2 separate regions of the Homo sapiens genome follow, and region 2 is linked to region 1. Evidence: chromatin loops called from intact Hi-C (ENCODE). Cell type or tissue: GM12878. All regions are shown on one strand. Each heading gives the region's core, and the rest is flanking DNA. Links, peaks and the distances in the headings are about the cores only.

Region 1 (8,562 bases), core at 2,893-5,392:
CGAATGCTTGGGGAGACTGATTTGAGTCATAATAAAACTCTGGTCTCCCACACAGCTGGCTCTGTGTGAATTACTCTTTCTCTATTGCAATTCCCTTGTCTTGATGAATCAGCTCTGTCTAGGTAATGGGCAAGGTGATTCCCTTGAGCGATTACAATGAAATGGAATTGGTTTTAATAAGTACCACAAAGGTAGGGAAAAGAATCCAGTCAAGAAATCATGGATACATATAAAGTGGCAGAGATAATCCAAGATTTCTATCTCTAGATAAATGCCAATATGTGCACATATGCACCAAGACACATCTATGAGAATGTTCATGGCAGCACTATTCATAAAAGTCACAACTGGAAATAAAGCAAATATCCATCCACATCCAGATGGGTAAATAAAGTTTGGCATATTCATACAATAGAATGTTATACAACAATGAAAACAAATACCACAGCTCTGCACAACAATATGGGTTAATCTCTCAATATTAAGTTGTGAGAAAGGAGTCAAATACAAAAGAATAACACTGTAAACTTCCACATAAAGAAAGATAACTGGCAAAAATAATTTATAATATTCCCATCTTTCCAGCATTTCAGACTCCAAAGAAACCTCTCTTTCCTTCAGTCCTTACAATCAGACATCACATCTTCATGATTTCATATTGAATTGTATTATCTATCTCTTCCTTAGTGCCAGGCACTTTGCTAGACAATAGGGTTGAAGAGAGAAATAAGAAAATGCATGGGAGAGTCTTTGAGCCTAAAATCCAGCAGCCTAGAGAAAAAGCTAAGAGTGACAAAAAGATTTACATCAAAGCATGTTAAGGGTCCTCTCCCCTTTGATGGCCTCACTTCCTAATTCTAGAGAAGCCATCTGGTCAGGCCTTTCTCACATTCAAACGTTTCACCTTCAAATTTAAGACTACAGTGGCCACCCTTGTGTTTTTTTTTTTCTGATCCCCAAGGAAGAAGTGTCCCTAATCTCTGTGCAATACTAATTCCGTCCTTGAAATCCTGCTCCTACTTATCTCCCCTAGGGTCTTGCTTTCTATCTCTTGAGTCTAAGATATCTCCAGCATCTTACTTTCTTGGTTGCTTCACTCTGGACAAGAAAACATACTCGAGGCTTCCCATACTACTTAAATGCAAATTGGTTCCTGCCTATTCTATAAGTTTTTACTTTCTTTATATTTTCATTATTTCTAGATTTCTCAAAAAAGTATTTCAATTAGGCATATCTGGCTCAATAAATGTTTGTTGATGAAATGAATTGATGAATTCGTTCCACCTACTTCTCATCATTTAGTCTCACTTCATCTTTTTCTTAAAAAGTTCTCTATAAGCCTGATGCTCACATTCAAATTACCAAGTCAGATGTCTCTACAATATTTTCATCCTACTAATTCTAGGGACCTGTCTTTTTTGACTGCCTCTCCTTTCTTGTATCCATCATGAAAATATTCCTTTAAGTGAAACTGATCACACAAGTAACATGGATTAGAGATTTATCAAAGATAAGCTAAAAATCCCAGAATTTGTTTCACGCTTTTTTTTTTTTTGAGACGGAGTTTTGCTCTTTTGCCCAGGGTGGCATGATGTCGATCTTGGCTGCAACCTCTACCTTCTGGGTTCAAGCAATTTTCCTGCCTCAGTCTCCTGAGTAGCTGGGATTACAGGTTCCGCCACCACACCTGGCTAATTTTTGTATTTTTAGTGGAGACGGTGTTTTACCATGTTGGCCAGGCTGGTCTCAAACTCCTGACCTCAGGTGATCCACCCACCTCGGCCTCCCAAAGTGCTGGGATTACAGACGTGAGCCATCGTGCCCAGCCTTCATACATGTTTATTGAGGGCTTTCAGTGTGTTGAAAAAAGTTCTAGGTGCTGTGGGTTGACTGATGAATAGATTAGATCCCTACCCTTACAGAATTCACATTTTAATAGAGGAAGGATTATGAACTTGTAAATGTATGAATAAGTAGATAACATTTTCAGAGTTTTTTAAGTGCTAAGAAAGAAATAAGGAAGTAATGGGATTAAAGGTCACTTGAGACTACTTTAGATTTTGTGCTTAGAGCGTACCTCTTTGAGGAGATGTATCTCTGCTGTTAACTATGTGATGCTTTAGGCCCTTCTTGTCTTTTCTAGTTTCTACCAAATTTTAGTTTGCCTCAGACTCTGACACCTACCCTATATCTTACTATTCCTTTGGATTAGGAGTTGTTCTTTGGACTTGTTGGATTAACTATGTAGAAAGGTTTATTCAATTAAAAACTCATCCTAAATTCCTGGCTCTAGCCCTTTGGCCACATCTTCTTCTAGGAAAATTTTTGATAAAGGAAATCCACCCAGTTTTGATGGTGAAATGGTGAAGCAGGAAACTTTTATGTCGTGGAAGCTTCGTTTTCCTAGTTCTTCCCCCATAATTTTGCTTCCTGTTGAATACCCATTACATATTGGACATTAGTGTGCCCTATTTGCCTATTCTGTGAGAGTAGCCCTTGAATCTATTTTCTCACTCCTCTTGTGATCCATTTTCTACATTCCATCCTGAAAATCGTATTTAAATCATTTACTTCTTTGTTTACAAACTTTTGAAATCCTACATTCGTTTATGATACAATGAAAACTACGTGACCCTGGCCGTTAAGACCCCTCATAATGTGGCAGCAATTAACCTCTGTAATTCCTTTTTACAACCACTCTTTTCCCTTTTCCTACCATCTGGGTCACTCTCTTCCCTTAAATGCCACATCAGCCATCTTCCCTCCACCTCAAGGACCTCAAGATGTTTCTTGACTTTGCATATTTCACTATATGAACCCTTCCCTACTTTCTCTCCCTAGGATTTTACACTCCTGACCTAGTTCATGTTTCTCTTTATTTGTGAAGCTTCATTAATTTTCCAGGTCAAGTTAGCAACTCTCTTTTCTGTGTTTGCAATACTAGCTATTATTCAAATGAGTCAAATTAACAACATGAAACTTTTTTACTTGAGCCCTTTGTTCCTGGAAAACAGTTATGGTTAAAGAAATCCATCCACTTTTTTTGTGTTCTGAGAAAGGGATTATTACAAAAAACCACCCCTCCCCATATGACTTAGATAAGGCATATGTGTCTTTTTTTTTATGATAGGCCAGACACAGACTCTTTAAATTCTCATTCTCAGCTTCATAAAAGATTAGCTGAACTGTTTATCCTCACTGGACAGTAGAAACAAAGTGATTATTAACTTGACCGAATATCAGTTAAATTTCTCTTCCTCTTCCATGCTCGTGAGTTTTGATCTATCCTTCTTCTGACCCAGCATACAACCCTCCTAAGAATCAGCTGACCTTGGGTAAAACATTTCATGGTGATCTTCCTGTCCCCATACTGATATCTTTCTAGCTTTGTTGATCCTTCACCATAAAAGGAAATCTTTTTCTCTCTGGTCTTTGAGATGCTTGTAGCTCTTGTGGTTGGATGGTTTTCTCTATTGCAATACTCTCCTTCCTCTTGTTGCAATGATCCTTGTGAATAAAGTCTCTCTTTACCTAAAAATGTGTTTGTTTTTATTTGATAACAAAAGTTACCAAAATGTTTTTTGTCTGTTTCAATTATATACTCCTTCTTCTCCCAGATTTGTAGCTTTTTGGAACCAGTCTTTTTCCTTTTCCTACCATCTGGCTCACTCTCTTCCCTTAAATGCCACATATTGGACATTAGTATGCTCTATTAATGACAATGCCAAATCCACATTTGTATTCCCAGCATGTCTTAATCTCCCTGTGTCTGACTGCTCCCTATGTTTATTTACATCAATTTCTCTTTCTACTTTAGTTTCTGGGTCTGTTGCTGTATCTCTCTGTCTGCTCTATTTCCTCTGTTCTTTACCTACCTGTCCTGAGGCCAAGATCCTGTCTTCAGGTTGCTCCAGAGAGACGTGCATGGAGAGTAGGTTCCTTTTCTGGGGCTGGGGCTGCCGACGTACAGCTTCACCCCAGGCTTTGGCCCCTTATGTGAGACAGGAAACTGAGTTTATCCTCAGAGCAGTGCAAAACTTCCTGCTGTAAGGTTTTACTTTCGTATTTGTTTTTTGTTTCTAAATCTGCTGATTGAAAGGAAGCCTGTTTATGCTTTCTTGCGAACACCATGTTCATATGGGAACTGGACCATGTTTACATTGGGACCACCATGTCCTTACATGGCAGAAGAGCAAACAGGCAAAAGAGGGCTGAAATCACCCTTTTATAACAGCATTAATACTATCTATGAGGCAAGAACTCTCATGGCCCTCTCACCTCCCAAAAGCTCCATCTTCTAACACCCCCACAATAGGAACCAAATTTCAACATTAATTGAGAACAGACAAACACTCAAACCAGAGCTCCAGTCAAATCCTCGATGAGACCATGATCTCAGTCAACACTAGATTACAATCTGGTGACATCCTAAAGTAGAGAACATAGCTGTACTTTACCTGGACTTCTGGTTACAGAAACTACAAAATAATAAATGTGTGCCATTTCAAACCTCTAAGTTTGTGGTAATTTGTTATGCAGCAATAGAAAACTAAAATATGTCAGTTGATCATCTTAATGAGAAATGGTTTTGGTAATGGCCATTTTCAAGATAGGAAAAAGAAAAATAATCACAGGAGATAGATGACAAACCCAAGATCACACAGGTAGTAAGAAGCAGACAGAGAACTCTAAGTCTAGCTTTCTTCCCATGACACTATGTGGTCTAACAGAGAAGAAACCATGGTTGCCTCTGCAACTGCCCATCTAAACGAAAGCTCTCATTTTTCTTATCTCTGATGGACAGAGATGCCTGCAAAACAGCTCCCTTATTTGCCTTTCACCTCTGAGGATAATAGCCCTTTATACTGAATTAACATTTCATAGTTTCTTAATTAAATGGGGTGAATAGTGATTAGGCCCAGACGCACGATAAACTCAGAGCTTTACAGAAAAAAGAGGAAACACTCAATTTCAGTGATTCTTTTATCAAAATTCCCATCTGTTCCTGCCCTGACAGTGAGAAAAATGAAGCCCACTAAGGTAACATGTGACTTCTGTGTGTGAGCAATTTTTTTTGCAACATCTGAGGCTCTTTTTCTACATCCCTCCAGTGATTTAAATTTCTAAAACTCAAGTTCTTTATTAAACACAAGCACTAAGAGAGTAACAGTCATTTATTTGTTCTTTGCATTTTAAGAAGAAAGGTCAAAAACACACTTCTGATTTGATATTTTTAAGTATCCACACCATTTAAGAACACAGATATATCAATTATAAATTTAAGATAGATGCAATAAATTCTTAATAAGGCAAGCATTCAGAATTGCAGGATTATTTTTGAAGTTATGTTATTTCCATTGGGCAAGGTAGCAGTTTTTGAAGTCCAAGAACCTTAAAAGTCTCCTTCTGAGGAGAAATTTATATTGACAAAGACCAGAGAAGTTATAAATATTCACAGTTTGCATAGCAGTAATAAGAATGATATTCATTGTTCCTGTTCTTAATTTGACATATTTCTAGTTGGATAGAAATTTCTCCAACTGATTCTATGTAAGAGGAAGTGCCAAAATTAGGCTATCAAATTGCAACTCACCTTGACAACTAAAAAGCCCATCAATATTGAGAACACCCACAATGATGTCTAGCACACATGTGAAAGGTGTGGAGAGCTCTGGTGCATGAGAACTTTATTTTTCATTTCAGGAACATCCAAGAAGTCATGGCCATGAGCAAACTGGAAACCATGTGTAACCCCACTGGACCTGGGAGCTGAAGAATCATGTGTTTGGCTAACGGAACCAGCTGACCAACCAGATTCAGAAAAGAAAAATTCAGACACTCGAAACAAGCATATTTGAGGCTCCAGTTACAGAAGAATATGAAGCCATCAAGCAAGAACTTGAAACACATTTTAATGAAGACCCAGAGAATAAAATATAAGTTCAATGGAAACATAAGTTAAATTTTGAAAAATGAGTTCAATTTTGAAAATAAGCTAATAATCCTTAAAGAGCAACTTCTTTCAGACAGCAAAAGAAAAGCCAATGAACTTATTCGTTTTTTAAAAAATTTAAGAAAGACTGGATAAGAAAAAGAGAGATTATAAAAACAAACTATTGGAAAGGAGCCGAAAATTGTTTTTAATTGTAAAGGCTAAAAAGTTGAGTGAGGAAGACTTACATGAGAAATTCAATCAATGTCGGAAAAAAAGGGTCTGTGATGTGTCCACAACTCTTCCTAAAGTCACAGAGCCTGACACTGATTTGGATTCTGAAAACATCCTTTCAGAGTATTTAAAACATGAGATGGATGTCATGGACATACTAACAAGAAATTCTGCAGAGAAGTTTCAAATCAATTATGACAAATATGTCAAAATGAATAAGAAATGTAACAATTTTGAAACAATGTGATCAGTAGTCATATTCATGAACTCTTTCTCAATGACATTAATAGTCAGAAAAAAATTACAGGTAAATGACATTAATCGTCCTTGAGAAAGAGTTCATGAATATGACTACTGATCATATTGTTTCAAGATTTAATAAAACTATTAACAATATTTGGAAAAAGCAATGTGATTACAATCCAAATACATCCAGAAAATTCTAAAGACAACAGAGGAAGAAGTGAAACCTGCATCTACTCAGGAAAGATACACATTTAAAAATAAATATATTATCAGCTTATGCTTGTGTTTATTCCAGTGAGCAACAGAGAATTCTAAAGAAATGCACAGGGCATTCAAGAGAGCAAATGATCCTGTAAACTATCTAGAAAGCAAGAAAAATGATTTCTTGATGAGGTTTAAGATTTCCTGCCAAGAAGCAACCTCCAGCAAAACACTTACTGATTTTCTGGGGCACAAGCTCGTTCCTGCTGTCTCTACCATCATATGGGGGAAAAATAACCATTAAAATTGTGGGGACATGTGAGCTACCTGCCCTGCATTCAGTGAAAACAGGACTAACCTGGAGAAACACATTCTCGTCTCTCTGGGAGAAGAAGAAAACTTTGATCATTACTGGCAATACTTTCATAATAAGAATAGCTTTTTAAGGAATTACATCAAAATCAATATTAAGAGATACTGTTTAGACAATGCAGGTAAAAAAATGAAGATTTTTTTGAGAAAAGTTTAGTTGACATTAATAATGGCATCCTCCCTGCCCTTCATGAATCCACATCAGTAGCTAAAGATAAAAGCAGCACTGCTTCTGGTGGTTGGATTTATTCTGTGATCGCCTGGAGAGCAACTTGATCTTTCCACAGAGAGACTTGACAAGGATTAAACACCAGGAGATAAAAGATACTGAGTTTCTCAGAGAAGACATGAGTGCGGCTTTGGATCTCACAATGAGGAGAATAGAACAGCATTATTCAAGTATGCCTATGGAAGTAATGGTTTCTAAAACTGAGAAAATGCTCTCTGAACATCTCTGTGGCTGCTGGAAACAGTGTCCCTGCTGTGAAGCAATTTGTACAAACACAATTCCTACACACGAAGGAGACCATGGTGTTCCCTTCCCCTGTCCTCAGGCTGTCTATGGAGAGGAATAGTATAAAACAGGCCATTCTGTCATGGCTTGCTCTACTAGTTTTGTAGCAAGTGATTGTTTATTGGTTTTGAGCAATGATGGAAAAATCCCATATAAGTATCAAAAGGCAGGAGTGGATTATGCCACGGGGAGCATCCCTCCAGATTCCTCCACCCAGCCATCTTGGAAATGGTTTCTTTCTCACTTCAGATCAAAGCTAGAATATAAATATCAGGAAAAAAAATTACAGGTAATGGTAAAATCCCTAACTCATGGGCCAAAATCCAAAAGAAGGACATCCTTGAAGATTTGAAAAAAACAATGATACTCAATGACCACAAAAGAGCCCTAGTGTCTGAATAAAAGAGTCAGTGTAGGCCGCGCACGGTGGCTCGTGCCTGTAATCCCAGCACTTTGGGAGGCCAAGGCAGGCGGATCATGAGGTCAGGAGATCGAGGCCATTCTGGCTCACACAGTGAAACCCCATCTTTACTAAAAATACAAAAAAATTAGCTGGGCATGATGGCAGGCTCCTGTAGTCCCAGCTACTTGGGAGGCTGAGGCAGGAGAATGGCTTGAACCCAGGAGGTGGAGCTTGCAGTGAGGCGAGATTGCGCCACTGCACTCCAGCCTGGGGGACAGAGTGAGACTCTGTTTCAAAAAAAAAAAAAAAAAAAGAGTCAGTGTACCTGAACAATCCCAAAATAACTCCTCTTTACAATTAGAACTGGTATGGTTTGGCTCTGCGTCCCCACCCAAATCTCATCTTATAGCTCCCATAATTCCCACGTGTTGTGGGAGAGACCTGGTGGGAGATGATTGAATCATGGGGGCTGATCTTTCCCATGCTGTTCTAGTGAGAGTGAATGGGTCTTATGAGATCTGATGGCTTTAAAAACCAGAGTTTCTCTGTGCAAGCTCTCTCTTTGCCTGTGGCCATCCACGTAACATGTGACTTCCTCCTCCTTCCTTTCCACTATGATTGTGAGGCCCCCCCAGTCATGTGGAACAGTAAGTCCAATAA
Region 2 (7,881 bases), core at 1,631-4,130, 1.1 Mb before region 1:
ATTTGCAGTGGCTCACACCTGTAATCCTCGCACTTCGGGAGACCAAGGCGGGTGGATCACTTGAGGTCAGGAATTTGAGACCAGCCTGACCAACATGGTGAAACCTCATCTCTACGAAAAATACAAAAATTAGCCAGGTGTAATGGCAGATGCCTGTAATCCCAGCTACTCAGGAGGGTGAGGAAGGAGAATTGCGTGAACCCGGGAGGTGGAGGTTGAAGTGAGCCGAGATCATGCCACTGCACTCCAGCCTGGGCAATAGAGTGAGACTCTGTCTCAAAAAAAAAAAAAAAAAAAAAAAAAAAAAAAAAAAAAAAAAGTAATTATGTAAATTTTTAAACAAATTTTAAACGATTTTTTAAAATATCCTCTCTGTTTTCTTCCTAAGTATTATTCAGACTCTAACCATATTTACTCTTATTTTGCTCTTTTTCTTGAAGAGAAAAATGTTAAATATCCATGGACCCAAAGGTAGAGATATTTCATTTGATTCCTTTTCAAGCAGGAAAGCAGGATATATAAGGTTTACAGGCTGGGCGCGGTGGCTCACGCCTGTAATCCCAGCACTTTGGGAGGCCAAGGTGGGTGGATCATGAGGTCAGGAGATTGAGACCATCCTGGCTAACAAGGTGAAACCCCGTCTCTACTAAAAATACAAAAAATTAGCCAGGCGCGGTGGCGGGCGCCTGTAGTCCCAGCTACTCGGGAGGCTGAGGCAGGAGAATGGCGTGAACCCGGGAAGCGGAGCTTGCAGTGAGCCGAGATCGCACCACTGCAGTCCGCAGTCCGGCCTGGGCGACAGAGCGAGACTCCGTCTCAAAAAAAAAAAAAAAAAAAAGGGTTTACAGAGAAAACACAGAGCTCCAACAATAATATATTTTTTCTACAATTTAGAACATAGGTTAGAATATGGAGCCTGCCAACATGCTCTACTCTGGTGATAAACTGTGTGTGGTGCATTCAGTTTTTCTATTGGCCCACGTTTTCTGGTATCTTGTCAGGACCTAATATTACTACTGTTTTCTCTCAGCTGCAATTAATACTTCATGAGATAAATCAGACCAGGATGAAAGTTCACTTCAGATGTTCAAAGCCAGACGAGAATAAAAGGATGGCTATGAGATCTATGGAAGTGCTGAGAAGGGAAGAAATAATGGACAGAGAACAGGTCTCTGGATAAATGAGTTCATTCACTTTGTCCATTGTGGTTGACACTCGGACTCCACTCTGTGCACTCCAGAAAAAACACATTCACTCACTGAGCGCTCACTCCCCTACAAATGTCAACAAGATATTCTATTCAAACATGGAATATACCTAAAATTACATCTCTTGCTTATTTATCTTCAAGAAGAAATAAGAAAATTTCACGCCTGTCTTAGTCAAGGTTCATCATAGCAATAGAACCACTAAACTATGAATTTATTTGGAAAGAAACTTGAGAAATGTCTCAGGTGATTCTGGAGACTGGCAAATCCAAAGTCTGCAAGGTAGGCCAAGAGGCTCTGGATCCAAGAAGGAGTCAACGTTATAGCTCACGCCTGAGGTTTGCCTGCTGGTAATATTCCCTCTTCTCGGGGAGAAGTCAGTTTTTTCTTCTATTCTGGCTTTCAGCTGATTGAATAAGGTCCTCATAGATATAAGTGAGTAGGAAAGAATTTATAGCCAGGATTAGCTTATTATTCTGTGAGCAACAAATAATACCAAAATATCTATTATTGAAATAATAAACATTGATTTCTCAGTCATCCTACATGTGTATCATTGATTAAAGTATGAAGATGGCCATGCTCCATAGTGTCAGTCAGGGATCCATGTTATGGAAGCTCCATGAGTTGCCTTTTTTTTTCTTTTTTTTTGGGTGTGTGTGTGTATGTGTTGTGTGGTGTTTGTTTGTTTGTTTTTTGTAGAGACAGGGTCTTACTATGTCACCCAGGCTGCAGTGCTATGGTGCAATGACGCAATCTTGGCTCAATGCAACCTCCACCTCCTGGGCTCAAGCCATCCTCCCATCTCAGTTTCCTGAGTAGCTGGGACTACAGGTGCACATCACCACACCCAGCTATTTTTTTTTTTTTAATTTTTCTTAGAGATGGGATTTCACCATGTTGCCCAGGCTGGTGTTGAAGTCCTGGACTCAAGTGATCCACCCACCTGGGCCTCCCAGAGTGCTGGGATTACAGGCATGAGACACCACAGGCCTCCATCAGTTTTTGATGGCATTATCTGGCACATGCAGTTAAACAAGAATACAATAGACAACAGGGTACAGAAGTATGTGCATGACGTATAACATGTTTCAGTGCTGCTTTTTAATTGATTGTGTAAAAATGACCAAACTTTTCTTAGAGAAGCAGGGAAAAGTGGAAAAATTATGAAGGCATGAGAGTAACTCAATGAATGATTATAATTAAACAGCATCATCTGTTAACTTCCATGTTCTCACCTGCCTCAGTGGCTGGGTAACATGACACTGACACAGTTTTACCTCTATTACTCTCTGGAATCCATCCTCATCTGGTCTGTCTGGATTAGGAGCAGGAAGTGATAATTAATTGATGGACTCTTAAGATTTAATGACATTTTGAGAACATTTTTTTCAATGGGCTCACACTAAAGATCCTTTTATTTATAAAAATAATTTTTTTACCATTCACAATGTCAGCTGCTAATACTCATCTTGTCAGCCCAAATTTGTAGAGCTTTATAACTGAGTATCTTCCTCGTCAGACTGCATTTCAAGAAGCTAGGTCCCAAGTCTCTGGATCTTTATTTTCCTGGCTTAGGTCTTAAATATAAGATAAATTCGACTAATAATTATAGGACTGCATTGGAATTCTAAGTATTCAGGCAAGCTGTATAACTGTAATTCACATTCTTTTTATTCAAATATTCTTGCTTGAGTAAACCACAGTAAGAATAAGGAAGTAGTGACTGAGTGCCTTGCCAGTACAGCAGATGCTAGAACATAATGTAGCATTACTTTCCCCAGGGTTTATTGTTATGTAAGTTCTTGTTCAGCTTCCTTTGTTTTCTTTCACTTCTGAGAATTTAACTTTCGTTTCTCACTCAGCTCCTGTGGGGAAACTCATTTGTGGAGACCAGCCCTCTGGCTTGGTGAGTGAATCTGGTTTACACCGGCTCCTGCCCTGCCTTCACTCTTCTCCCCTGATTCAAGACTCCTCTGCTTTGGACTGAAGGTGAGTGGAGCAATCTGTGGGAGCATAGAATGGGAGGCTTTGAGAAGAATAGATTGATTGTGTCTGGGTGAGTTTAATTTGTAGTTCTGAAGCTGCTCTGCATAAACAAAAAGAGGCAGCTTGTGAACTGTCTGCTGAGATGGCAGAGGAAGAAAGCACTGAGTCTGGGAGAGGGGTAACCTTTAAAGAAGAGAGGTTTGCAAAAGCAAAAAGCCTTGCTTGTTTCCTAGAGGGACCATTCATTTCTTCAATCTAGGTACCTCCATCACCTTCCTTGTTGGAAATAAAGCTCAGAATCTTAAGGGAGACGAGCACTCAAACAAAGGATTTCTCAGCAAAGCAATTTTATTTCTGTGCAGAGGGGTGCTTCTTCTTTGCCAGTCGCCATGAGAGCACACTAGAACAAAGGAGGAAGAAAGTTTTTATTCCTGACGCAAATCCTACCCCTTTGCCCTTTCCCCATTGGCTGGAGTCGGCCACACAATCTAAACTAGACTCAGTTGGCTAAACATTTTAACTTTCTTTAGATAAGGTGGGCACGTGAGGGAGAGAGGGGAGATGGGGAAGGGGTGTGTGTGATGAGCTAGATAACTAATCTTCTTCCAAAATAAGGAAAGGAATGTGAGTTGGTACTGATAACGCCTGGTACTGTGACATGTCTAGGCATGTAGCAAAAGCAGAAAGGAAAGAGAAGAGAAGAAAAGTGAAGTGGGGAGGGGCACTGTGAATTAAAGAATAAAGGATTGATCAGGCTATTTGAAGAGAAACCTTATCATACCCCACATTCCTATTCTGTCATTTTGATTTTTCCATTTTGCCAACGTGGATCAGAATTTTCTTTTATTCAGAGGCAGCAAATTCCTTCCTCCTTTCTCCCGAAGAAGCCTGTGCAATGAAGCTTTGTTTTCACTTTTCATAAAGCAACCTCATGATGAGGTTCAGCAGGGATGAGAGCCCTTATCTGGATCTGGGTATGAGGCGAAGGAGTCTTAGGTACTCAGTCTTCAGAAGTAAGGCCCTTTTGAAGGTTATCCTTTTACTTGCCTTCTGGTAACTTTTTGGATGCTGTCCATAGCTTTCCTGATAAATTAGCAGCCCTCTGGTTAGTCCGAGGAGAGAGGCCGCAGGACGGGCAGACTGCTGCTCATCTCTGCAGCTCCACTTTGGTCTCTTGTCTCTGAAGGTCCAGTCACAGGGAACTTGTTCTTCTGAGTACCCACAGCTTACTCTTCCTTTGTAGCAGGACCAGCCACAGAAAAAACTCCTCAGACACCGAGGTAAAGAAGGAAGGGGTTTATTCGGCCAGGGGCATAGGCAAGACTCCTGTCTCAAGAGCCGAGCTCCTCGAGTGAGCAATTCCTGTCCCTTTTAAGGGCTCACAACTCTAAGGGGGTCCGCGTGAGAGGGTCGTGATCGATTGAGCAAGCAGGGGGTACGTGACTGGGGGCTGCATACACCGGTAATTAGATCGGAACAAAACAGAGTAGGGATTTTCACAGTGCTTTTCTATACAATGTCTGGAATCTATAGATAACAAACCAATTAGGTCAGGGGTCCATCTTTAACTACCAGGTCCAGGGTGTGGCCCCGGGCTGTCTGCTTGTGGATTTCATTTCTGCCTTTTAGTTTTTACTTTTTCTTTCTTTGGAGGCAGAAATTGGGCATAAGACAATATGAGAGGTGGTCTCCTCCCTCAACTTCTGTAGCACCCAATGAACCTCTGGTATCCACTCCTGTTTTAGAAGTTGCTATTATTCTAGGTACACCTTTTCATCATGAGTTACCTCAACTCCCTACTCAATTTTCCCTTGCACAGAGCTAAGGCAAGGAGTTGGTAATTTCTCCTGAGTCTTATCTCGATCTTATCGCTGAGCATTTTGTACCTTGATGCCTATGTCACCCATATTCTGATGTGTCCTTTTCTTTGTTTCACTTTTCAGAGGTCCAGGTAACTGTCTCCTTATGTGTCTGTACCGCACATCTTGTCAAGGTCCATATCTAGTATTTATTCATTGTCAAGTCTAGTACAGGACCCAATAAATAAAACTGTACTTTTAATTTTTGAAAAATATTTTTGACTAAATTCACAAAACAAAAGCATACAGGTATAGTAAAAAAACAAAAACAAAAACAAAAAAACTATCTATTCGATATATAATCAACATTAAATACCGGTAAGAGATTATGCTCTGGACTAGGGAAAAGGAAGTAAACACGCAGTCAAAAAAAGGAAGTAAACCAGCAGTTTTAATGTAGCAAAAAGGTAGCAGTTACTAGAGGATAAATGTAAAACCAATAAAACAAAAGCAACAAACTAAAAGGGCTGCAATAGGATGTGGTATCTGTAGTGCTCTTGTCAAGGGCTTTGCAACTTTAAATAGATTTCACATTAGGTCTCACTGTGAGACAATGATTTTGAGCAGTCTTCAATAAAATGATGGATTTAAGAACTGATGAACTAACTGTGAGAGAAAGAGATGACACTGGGGTAGCTTTATGAAATCTGTCCTCTGTTACAAAATGACTTATCTGAAACATATTGACCAGAGAGTTAGAACTCTTGGAAAAAGGGTCATTACTTGGGGAAAACTAAACCCTGGACATTTTAGTGGGTCATTGAAAAAGGAACTCTGAGTTTAGACAAATAAGAAGTGGTAACGGTGTTTCTGAGTTCTCCAGGTTTCTGCATGCCAAGAACAGGACCTATTTTCTCCATTGGTAGTTCCTGACCCAAGGAACAGGGGAAATTTAAAAGATGTTGGCTAGGCCAGGCACCTGGTGGCTTGTGCCAAAGCCTAGCCAAAAATCCCAGCACTTTGGGAAGCCAAGACTGGAGGACTGCTTGAGTTGAGGAGTTTGAGACCAGCCTGGGCAACGCAGTGAGACCTTGTCTCAAAAAAAAAAAAAAAAGATATTGATGGCTAAACCCCTTATAATTTTTCTCCTTATTGTGTAGCCACACTAATTTAATTTAATCTTTTTTTTTTTTTTTCTTTTGACGGAGTCTTGCTCTGTTGCCAGGCTGGAGTGCAGTGGTGTGATCTCAGCTCACTGCAACCTCCGCCTCCTGGGTTCAAGTGATTCTCCTGCCTCAGCCTCCAGAGTAGCGGGGACTACAAGCAACTGCTGTCACACCTGGCTAATGTTTGTATATATATATATTTTTTAGTAGATACGGGGTCTCACCATAGTGGCCAGGCTGGCCTCAAACTCCTGACCTCAGGTAATCTGCCCGCCTCGGCCCCCCAAACTGCTGGGATTACAGGCTTGAGCCACAGCGCCTGGCCATCTTTTTTTTTTTTTTTTTTTTGATTTAAATTGCACAGATAAAGAAAGCTTCTGTGCAGGTAATCAGAGTATTCTGAAACAAGGAAGCTACGGACCTAGTTAGCCTTCACCGTGTCATAGAAACTTCTACATTCGCACCACCTTCAAAGGGGAGCATGCATTTTGTTTATGTGTCTGTCTGTCTACCTGTCTTAGGTCGGAAGGGTTTCAATGGGGCTACATTTCTTCAATGTTAGAATAAAGAATGAATAGGCCGGGCGCGGTGGCTCACGCCAGTAATCCCAGCACTTTGGGAGGCCGAGGCGGGCAGATCATGAGGTCCGGAGATCGAGACCATCCTGGCTAACACAGTGAAACCCCGTCTCTACTAAAAAGACACCAAAAAATCACCCGGGTGTGGTGGCGGGCGCCTGTAGTCCCAGCTACTTGGAGGCTGAGGCAGGAGAATGGCGTGAACCCGAGAGGCGGAGCTGGCAAGGAGCCGAGATCGCACCACTGCACTCCAGCCTGGGTGACAGAGTGAGACTCCGTCTCAAAAAAAAAAAAAAAAAAAAAAGAATGAATAAATCAAGAAAAATAAGCACTTGTATTAGTTTTCTAGAGCTGTCATAGAAAAAGTACCAAAAGTGGTTGGCTTAAATAGCAGAAATATATTGCCTTACAATTCTGGAGGCTAGTTATCCAAGATAAAATGTGTTGACAGGGCTGGTTCCTTCTGAAGGCTATGAAGGAGGCCTCTGGTCCATGCCTCTCTTCTAGCTTCTAATAGTTTCCTGGAAACCTTTAGCATTCCTTGGCTTATAGGTGCATCACCCTGATCTCTGCTTTCTTCTTCACCCTGGCATATTCCTTGTGTATAAATGTCCCTTTTTGATAAGGACACAGTCATGTTGGATAAGGGTCTACCCTAATGAGCACATGGTAACTAAATAGTATTTAAATATACTAGTTTCAAATAAGAGCACATTCACACATTAGGATTTCAACATCATTTGGGGAGAAACAGGACAGACTTTATCTCTCTGCTACATATTCTCAATGTACTTGGCCTCCTTTATGGATTGAGACTTTTCTCCCATGACCAACAGATGTTTCTTTGAAATGTATATTGAGTCTATATCATGTGTGTGATCCTATAACTATTTTAGCCTCTTTTCCTCTTCCCAAAATATATACATCTTTAGGTTCCTATCACCATCCTTGCCATATGTCCAGGCCAAGGTGAAATTTCAACATTTAAAACCACAGCATGCCCCAGAACTACATAGCTGGTCTGGATCTCTCCATTTCTATACCCCCAATAGCACTGGGTATCAGTATAGCTCTTGTAGCCTTTACCTTTGTTGTCTGTATAAATCTGTGCTGCAGTGGAGAGAACTCTGAAGGAGGACCT

The links. A loop is a pair of places that touch in the nucleus more often than their neighbours do. Peaks named below come from ENCODE experiments on the same cell type or tissue, not always from the same donor. Only the 100,000 strongest peaks of a DNase experiment are listed, where the experiment ranks them.
Region 2: it touches region 1 in a loop (4-fold over the local background); 4 of 110 quality-filtered maps call a loop at or near these places.

What each region holds. Positions count from the first base shown.
Region 1 is chr11:6,742,474-6,751,035 of GRCh38, forward strand. It overlaps the pseudogene GVINP2. Among named protein-coding and RNA genes, the nearest start is that of OR2AG2, 25 kb to the right of the region's middle. RefSeq lists an enhancer at 4,016-4,205. In GM12878, for the core only: no CTCF peak of the experiment used is centred there; DNase peaks (open chromatin) are centred at 3,408 and 4,068; H3K4me3 peaks cover 1,956 bases; H3K27ac peaks cover 2,198 bases.
Region 2 is chr11:5,686,700-5,694,580 of GRCh38, forward strand. TRIM22 (tripartite motif containing 22) reads left to right here and starts at 3,091. Exons shown (of 8, transcript NM_006074.5): 1 at 3,091-3,200. It overlaps LOC124902620 (a long non-coding RNA gene), which reads right to left and starts at 6,055. Exons shown (of 2, transcript XR_007062561.1): 1 at 3,979-6,055; 2 at 3,528-3,597. RefSeq lists enhancers at 2,771-3,763, 2,885-3,224, 3,196-4,395, 3,811-3,910. In GM12878, for the core only: no CTCF peak of the experiment used is centred there; a DNase peak (open chromatin) is centred at 3,052; H3K4me3 peaks cover 1,836 bases; H3K27ac peaks cover 2,234 bases.